2 separate regions of the Homo sapiens genome follow, and region 1 is linked to region 2. The links are chromatin loops, found by intact Hi-C in ENCODE. Cell type or tissue: PC-3. All regions are shown on one strand. Each heading gives the region's core, and the rest is flanking DNA. Links, peaks and the distances in the headings are about the cores only.

Region 1 (4,753 bases), core at 480-4,479, 410 kb before region 2:
CTTCACAAGTCAAAACTCAACAGAGGACTCATGGTTTCTGATTTTCAGTAAGAAAAAGTTTTTCTGTCTAAGTCCCTCAAATAGCCTGCATTCAATTTTCAATGAGAATATAGTAATAATTGTCTGAGCGCATATTGTTAAACAATTAATGAACTCTATGACAGAATTGGTTCAGAATTTATTATTTTAAAATGTAAGTAAATATAAGATAAACTAAAACTTTGCTTCAAATATTTGCTTTAAGCTGGATTTTAATCAAAACTAAATATCATAATGAGATGCACATTGTGCTGTTATTCATTCTTTTTGTTAACTCAAATGACTTTGAAAACTTAAATAACAGCATGTTCGCTCAACACTGTGCTGATCTCACTTGCTCCCATCTAAGCACAGCCCAACAAGCCGCCATACCCAAACTCTGACAGTTTATTGGGGCATTAAGCAAGGATTTTATTTTACTTTATTACATCTTATCACACTTTTCATTTTTTATTCCACTATGGTAGGCTCATCTTCCTCTCACACTGCCAGAGGCTACCGATCTGTAATACAGCTCAGCTTCAAACCCACTCAAAAGAAGAAAGATCAAATGAGTGAAAATGGAAGCAGACCATAACCATTGCTTCCATTCAAACTCATAAAATTTCTGCACCCGTGGGGGATTTCTTAAGATCCTAAACACAGTCTTCAGGGAAGAACATGAATTATATGTAAGGAGATTTGGTTTCCAATTCTGACCCTGATGTTTACTAGCTGAAAACACTAATATTTCTGGTATCAATATTTCCATATTTACACATTAATAATTGGACTAGATAATATTAGGTCACTTATAGCTTAAAATATTATTCATCAAACAATAAGAGACTGCTTACTTTTTAAGTAAATAATTGTGTACATGCTCTTTGTTCTCAGTGAAATACAAGCAGATTTTTAAGCTCTTGGAATGTTTTGGCAGTAATATCACTTTATAAGTAAATATTTGCTTTTGTGATGGTTAATTTTATGTGTCAACTTGACTGGAGCATGATTGTTCCCAAATATCTGGCTAAACATTATTTCTGGATGTGTCTGAGAGTGTCTCTGGATGAAATTAGCATTTGATGGGGTAGACTGAGTAAGGCAGATTGCTATCCCCAATGCTGGTGGGCATTGTACAATCCTTTGAGGGGCTGAATAGAATACAAGGGTGGAGGACCGCAGAGTTCACTCTCTTTGCCTGACTTATTGAACTGGGACATTGGTCTCTCTTGTCCTTGGACTGGGACTGACACCATCAGCATTCCTGGTTCTCAGGCCTTTGGACTTGGACTTGAAATACACCAACTTTCCTGGGTCTCCAGCTTATGGACAGCAGATTATGGGGCTCCTCAGCCACCGTAATTATGTGAGGCAATTCCTTATAATAAATCTCTTACTAGATATACAGTTGACCATTGAACAATGTGGGAGTTAGGTGTGCTGACTGCTCCCCATGCAGTCAATAATTCATGCACAAATTTTTACTCCCTAAAAGCATAATTACTAATATCCTACTATTTACTGGAAGCCTTACTCATAACAAAACAGTTGATTAGCACATATTTTTATGTTATATGTATTATATACAGTATTCTTACAAAAAAGTGAGCTAGAGAAAAAAGTTATGAAGAAAATTATAAGGAAGAGAAAATATATTTGTTGTTCATTAAATGGAAGTGGATCTTCATAGATGTCTTCATCCTCATTGTCTTTAAATTCACTAGGCTGAGGAGGAGAAAGAAGAGGAGGGGTTGGCTCTGCTGTCTCAGGGGTGGCAGAGGTGGCAGAGGTGGGGGGTGGGGCATGAAAGAGAAGGCAAGAGAGGTGGGTATACTTGGTGTAACTTTTATTGAAAAAAATTCACATATAAGAAAACCCAGGTAGTGCAACCCCATGTTGTACAAGGAACAATTGCATCTATGTATATATGTGTATGTGTATAAATATAGATACCGATATTAAGAAAGAGATATATCAATAGGATATATATGTGTGTATATAGACATACATAGTATATATCTAGAAAGAGATATATCCAATCAGATACATACTGTTAGTTCTGTGTCTCTGGAGAACCCTGACTATATATTTTTTTTCCAAAAAGTGGACTTTTCAAAACTAATGGCAAATTCTTAATTCCTTATATTGGATTATACATTTTTCATGTCATTCAAAACAATTTTGCCTATATTACCTTGTTTTTTATTTATTTTTTCCATTTTTTAAGAAATTTGGGACTCACATGATATAACTGTTAAAAATCAACATCTTATTATGACATATAGTATATGTGCATAAATATTACTTTGCAGTTTAATAATAGATGTAATGAGAACCCTTTTATTGTTACTATCACACAGATGAAGTACTAGACCATTCCCGGAGGTCTTCCTCTGTCCCTTTTCTGTGCCAATTATCAGTTAATTTCCTCACACTTTCAATCAAACCCACCCTGTTTTATCTGCTCTGCCACAAGGAAGTTTTAAGCATTTTTTTCTTTGCTGCAAGCACAATATTAAGCGATGTCAATAGAGGGCACTGGAAGAACTTCGTGGGAGGAAGGGACTTCTGATTCCAAAGGCCAAGAAGCCTTTGGCTTCTTGCTCCTACTGTGTGGTTTGTAAATATGTGCCACCCTGATGATGAGAGGATTCTGAACATGGTGGTTCCTGGACTCCCTCTTTGCATTTATGAGCCAATGTTGGCCTTGGCCTTCCTGTACTCCAGAGGGGTTGTCCAGTGATTGTGGGCTAACTTTGGCTTGGAAAACTTAGTAAGGTTACTATCTTGTGGGATGCAACTACACCTTCTCCAACGATGAACCCAGTCTTGAGAAGGGGTACTCCTTTCCAAGTCCGTCCTTCCATAACTACTCTCCCTCAACCCAACAGTATTCTTCAGAATTCTGCCTACATATCTATAATTACTCCTCTGGTATAGCTCTTTAGATCCCGACTGACAAACCTTGAAAATCAAAATGCCTTTCCCAATTACCCTCAAGGCAGCCACTATTCTGACTCATTTATAAAGATTGTCTTGATTTCCTTTATAGTTTTGTCACCTACGAATATATTTTTAAACAACATAGTTTCATTTTGCCTTTTTTAGAACATTATGTAAACTCAGTCTGTAATCGTTTTTATTTATTTTTTGTTCAAAATGATGTATTCTAGAAACCCTAATGTTGCTGTATATATGGTCTGCTTTATTCACATACCCCCAATGTATTTTCCATGGATTGTTGCCAGTGTTTGACAAGTATGAGCAATTGCATATATATATATATATATATAATTATATGATACATATTATTATATTTTATATATTATATATGTATTGTATATAATATATTACATATATATAATTTTTTAGAGTCAGGCTCTCACTCTGTAACTCAAGCTGGAGTGCAGTGGTGCAATCATGGCTCAATGAAGCCTCAAACTCCTGGGCTCAAGCAATCCTCCTGCCTTAGCCTCCTGAGTAGCTAGAACTACAAGCATGCACCACCACTGAAAAATTGCCTTTTAAACACTCTTTTACTTATTGCAAATCACTGTTTTTATCTCTATGAACTATGTGCAGGGGTGAAATTTCTGAATCAAAAGGAATACATTGTCAACATTTCTAGATTATGGAATATGGATTACCAAAGAGGTGATACCAATGTATTAATACAATCCCTCCAGCCATACAGAATTCTTGTAGCTCTATATCCTTGTTAATACATTTTAATATTAAGAAAAATGCTATTATTTAGTAATAAGTACTGAAGTTTAGCACCTTTATACATATTTATTGGTATTTTGACTTCCTCTATGGCAAAATAGAGCCTGTATTAAGCCTTAAAAGCCTGTTTTAAGTCTTTTAAACATTTTTTTATTGGGATGTCTGATTTTTCAAAGTTTTCTTCATACAAAATCTGGATAAAAGTTCTTCATCAGCTGTACGTGTTGCAAATTGCTTCTTCTGTTCTATGGCTTTTTACTTTTCTTTTTAAATGGTGTCTTTTGAAGAAGAAAAAATTATGGCTATAATTTTAACAGCGTTGAATTTATTAATCTTTTTCTTCATGGTTACTGCTTTTTTTCGTTTTGTTTAAGAAATCCTTTCCTATAAAGGACATTAATATATTCTTCCATATAATCTTCAAAAAGCTTTATGGTTTTGCCTTTCACATTTTGGTTTTTAATCTACCTGAAATTGATTTTTTATATGGCATGAATGCTTTTGCTATTACGCCATAATTTGTAAAAATCCAATGTACACAAGGTCACCATTAACATCTAAAGTTGTGGTGAAGTAACCTAGTGTAGAATAATGCTGAATTAAAGGAAAAAAAATTTCTTTTTTAAGAAACCCTTAATTAAGTTGTTACTGACTGCCAGACAGAATAGTAAGTGTTTTACTTACATAACCTCAAAGAAGCTCATTTTACAAATAAACCAATTTAGGGTTGGGAGTTTCAGGTATTTGGCTAAGGTCACGTCATAGTATAAATTTGAACAAGGATTAAAATTTTACAAATTAATTCAGAAAACTTCTACTACTTCTATCTTTCTAGGGATAGAAGTTTTGTGTTTGTGTGTTCCCTCCTTATTTTTTTCTCCTTTCATGACTTTAATATGACATTTGTATTCCTGGAATTATCAACTATCTTTGATTACTACTCCAAGTTTTACCTATATTCAAAGTCACCCAGGCTGGGTGCAGTGGCTCACACCTGTAATCCCAG
Region 2 (4,753 bases), core at 492-4,491:
TACACTTTCCTCAAGTGCACATAGAACACCTCCATGATAGACCATATCCTGGCCATAAAGCAAATGTTAATAAATGTAAAAGGATAGAAATAATGTGAAATATGTTTTGTGATTGCAATGGAATAAATTTAGAAATCAATCAAGGAAAAAAAATTAGGAAATTCACAAATACATGGATATTGAAAAACATTTAGAAATGTTTAAATAACTACTGGGTCAAAAAAAATCAAAAGGGAAATCAGAAAATACTTTGAAATGAATGAAAATGAAAAAGCATAACAATATTTAATGGGGGTACAGATAGAGTAGTCCTTATTGGGGGACTTATAGCTGTACATGGATATATCAAGAAGAGAAATTTCTAATCCATAACCCAAACTTCCACTCTGAGACACTGAACAAAAGAGCAGAGTAAGCCTAAATCAAGCATAGTAAAGGACATAATAACAATTAGAGCTAAGATTCATGAGAGAATAGAAAAATGATAGACAAAATAAGTGGGCGCAAAATCTTATTTTTGAGAAGATCAACAAATGGACAAACTTTTAGCTAGACTGATCAAGAAAAAAAGTGAATAGAATCAGAAATAAAAGGTTTTTACTACTAATCATGTAGAAATAAAATATCAGGAAGGAATACTATAAACAATTGTATGCCAATAAATTATATAACATAGATGAAATAGACAATTTTTAAAGAAACATACTGATTACTAAAACTGACTCAACAAAAATAAGCAATTTAATAGGACTTACAAGTTAATTGATTAATAATAATATTAGTAACAATAATAAACCTATCATAAAGAAAAAGCCTGACCCAGGAGCTTTCATTACTATCTTCTCCCAGACATTATAAAAAGTCCTTTTACCAACTCTTGACAAACTCTTCCAATGAGTAAAAGAGAAGATAGTATTTCCCAACTCAATTAGGTCATTATTAATCTGAAACCAAACCAGACAAAGACCTCACAATAAATGAAAACTACAGACCAATATCTGTTATGAATATGGGTTCAAATGCTTAACAAAATAGTAACCAAATTTACAAGGCAGTCCTTCATAAAAAGCAGGCTGGAATGCTCAGGCATAGTCTAGGCTACAGTCTTTAGTTATTAAGTCAAACACTATTCTATGTCTTGCTGTAAAGACATTTTATAGATATAGTTTAAGTCCATAATCTGCTGACTTTAGGTAAAATCATCTCAGATAATCTGGGTGGTCTTGAATCAATGAGCTGAGAAGCTTTAAGAACAGAACTGGGGCTTCCCTGAAAAAGAAGAAATTCTGCCTGTGAAATACAGATTCAACCTGCACATGAAAGATTTGACCTGCTCTTCCTGGCCACCTGCCCCATGGACTTCAGACCTTCTTAGCCAGCTCCCACAATTGCACACATTAATTCCTTGCAATAACTCGGTAAACAAATGTCTTCTACTGGCTCTGTTTCTCTGGTTGCACCCTGACAGAATTAGATTTAGATTATTTTTGTTTTCACAAACTACCATAAATCAAATTAATTAGACGACATGTTTCCAGTAACCAGCATACCTGAATTTGAATAATAGTTTAGTTTTTAAGACATGAAATATCTATTTATAAAAAAAGTCAGTTCAGAGAGACGTGGAGTAAAATGGCAGAGTGAGACTCTCCAAAATCATCCACTGACAGAATCATCAATTTGAACAACTATCCATGCATGAGAAAACCTTCATAAGAGCTAAGGAAACAAGATGTGAGTTCACAGTACCTGGTTTAAGCATAATAATGAGTAAAGATTCATTGAAGAAGTTTTACATTAGCTATGTCACCCCTGCCCCAACCCCAGGCAGCACAGCACAGATAGACACCAGCTGCCTGTGGAGAAGGAAATAAAAATAAACCAGGACTTCGCCTTGGAATCAGTAGAGGCCCCACTGCTGTAAAACCGAGTGCTGGGCAGATCCCCAGGCCAGCACCAATGGGCAAAGCCTCTAGACACGTGACAGTGCCAGACAGGAACCTGTGGCTATGGCAAGAGAGAATCAAGATCTAATCCACATCATCACTGGCTGACTACAATGACCTTGAACACTGAACAAACCTCAGTGGCAGGCAGGCCATAGTGGTCACGACCTTAGGTATACCCCAATACTATGCTGGTCTCAGGGATCATGGACTTCGAATGAGACCCAGCACTATGTCAGCCTCAGCAGTTAAAGGATTCCTGCTGCAGAGGTCCTAGGCTTAGGGGGCCCCCTAGTGCTTCAACAACTTAAAGACCTCGCAGTCACCTAACCTCACTTGCGTTGAATCTATGGACAGCACTATTGCCAAAGGAACCTCCCAAAGAAAGCCATGCTGTGAAAACTTGGTTAGGTACCAATATCAATTCACAGACTTTGATGCACAGCCACAGGATTAAGATCAAGTAGGGAAATAAGACATCATAAATGGACAAAATAATGTGACAGTGACTGATCCTAAAGAGATGGTGATGTAGGCACCACCTGAAAAAAAATTCAAAATAACTGTTTTATGGAAACTATGCAAATATGAATAAAATAAAAAGAATTTATAAATTTATCAAATAAATTTTACAGAGATTAAAATAATTTTTTTAAAAAATAACAAATTTTAAAGCTAAAGAATACATGAACAAAATAAAGAAATTGAATGCAGAGCATCAACAGCACAATTGATCAAGCAGAGAAAATAATTTGTGAACTCCAAGACAGGTTAATTGAAAACAAACATTCATAGAAGAAAAATTAAAAAGGAATAAAGAAAGCTTATGGCATTTATGTAATAACAATAACAAGGGCAAATGTATGGGTTATTGGTGATCAAGAGGAAGAAGAGACCAAAGCATAGGAAGCTTCTTTAAAGAAAAAACAAAAACCTTTCAAACCCAGCCAAAGATGTAAATTCCAGGTACAAGAAGGTCAAAGGTTTTCAAGCAGATTCAATCCAAATAAAATTTTACCCATAATGTATAATAATCAAAATGTCAAAGATCAAAGACAAAGAAAGAATCCTGAAAACATTAAGAGAAAGAAAGCAAATATGCCTAACAGCAGAAGCAGATTTCTCAGTAGAAACCTTATTGGCCAGGAAAGAGTGAGACGGTATATTCAAAATGCTAAAAAAAAAAAAAGCAGTCAACCAAGAATACTATACCTAGCAAAGCTGATCTTCAGAAATGGAGAGATAAAGACTTTCCTGGATAATCAAAAGCTAAGGGAGTTAATCATCACCAGTCATGTCTTACAATAAATGCTGAAGAAAGTTCTTCAAGATTAAAGGTAAAGACTCTGACAAGAAACACAGAAACGTCTGAGGGTATATTATTCACTGGTACTCTAGACAAAATGGGCGTTACAGACAATCCAGCAGCTACCAAATGCACATTCTTCTCAATGCCATATAGACCGTTGTGCAGGATAGACTATATGTTAGGACTCAAATTAAGTCTCAGCAAATTTAAGATGATTGAAATCATATCATGTATCTCTTCTGACCACAATGGTATAAAATAGGAAATCAATAACAAGAGGAACTCGGAAACATTACATTACATGGAAAGCAAACAACATACTCCTAAACAACCAGTTTGTGAATGAAGAAATCAAAAGGGAAATTTAAAAATTTATTGTGGCAAATGATCATAAAACTACAACACACCAAAAATAACAAATAACCTTATTTTTAAAAATTGGCTAAAGACCTGAATAGACCATTCTCAAAAGAAGACATACAAATGGCAAACAGGTAAACAAAAAGCTAAACATCACTAATAAGGAAATACAAACCAAGACCACAATTAGGTATCACCTTATCCAAGTTACAATGGCCATTATTAAAAGACAAAAGATAGCAAGTGTTGGCATGGATATGGGAAAAATAGAATCCTTGTACACTGTTTTTGGGAATGTAAATTAGTACCCCCATTATTGAAAACAGCATGGAGCTTTCTCAAAAAAATTAAAAATAGAATGACCATATGATTCAGCAATCTCACTATGGGATATATATCCAAAAGAAAGGATTTGATATGTCAAAGACACATCTGCACTTTAATGTTTATTGAAGCATTATTCACACTAGTCAATGTGTGAAATCAACCTAAGTGTCCATCAATGGAGGAATCAATAAAGAAAATATGGGATATATATACAATCGAATTTTCAGCTATAAAGATTAAGTCCTGCTATTTGCAGCAACGTGGATCAACCTGAAGGACATTATGTTAAGTGAAATAAGCCAAGCATAGAAAGACAAATGCTACATTATCTCAGTGATATGTGTAATCTAGAAAGTTAATCACATAAAAACAGAGGAATGGAGGTTACCGAGGCTTGCGTGGTTATGTGGGGGAAGAGAAATGAAAGACGTTGGTCAAAGGATACATAATTACAGTTAGGAAGAATATATTTCAAGAGATCTATTGTACAACAAGGTAACTATAGTTAATGATTATAGATTGTATTCTTGAAAAATATAAAAAGCATAGATGTTATGTGCTCTTAAAACAAAAGTGATAATTGTATGAGATAATGCATTTGTTATTTAGCTAGATTTAAGCATTTGATAATGTATGTCTTTCAAAACATTACATCATAAATGACCAAAACATACAATGCTATCTGTCAATTTAAAAAACAGTCAGCCGGGTGTGGTGGCTCACACCTGTAATCCCAGCACTTTGGAGGCCGAGGCAGGCCGATCACGAGGTCAGGAGTTCAAGACCAGCCTGGCCAAGATGGTGAAACCCC

What was found. Peaks named below come from ENCODE experiments on the same cell type or tissue, not always from the same donor. Only the 100,000 strongest peaks of a DNase experiment are listed, where the experiment ranks them.
Region 1: it touches region 2 in a loop (4-fold over the local background); 6 of 110 quality-filtered maps call a loop at or near these places.

Annotation. Positions count from the first base shown.
Region 1 is chr9:29,283,447-29,288,199 of GRCh38, forward strand. No RefSeq gene overlaps it. Among named protein-coding and RNA genes, the nearest start is that of LINGO2, 72 kb to the left of the region's middle. In PC-3, for the core only: a CTCF peak has its summit at 2,556 (motif pointing right); no DNase peak of the experiment used is centred there; H3K27ac peaks cover 715 bases.
Region 2 is chr9:29,689,984-29,694,736 of GRCh38, forward strand. No RefSeq gene overlaps it. Among named protein-coding and RNA genes, the nearest start is that of LINGO2, 480 kb to the left of the region's middle. In PC-3, for the core only: a CTCF peak has its summit at 2,239 (motif pointing left); a DNase peak (open chromatin) is centred at 2,248.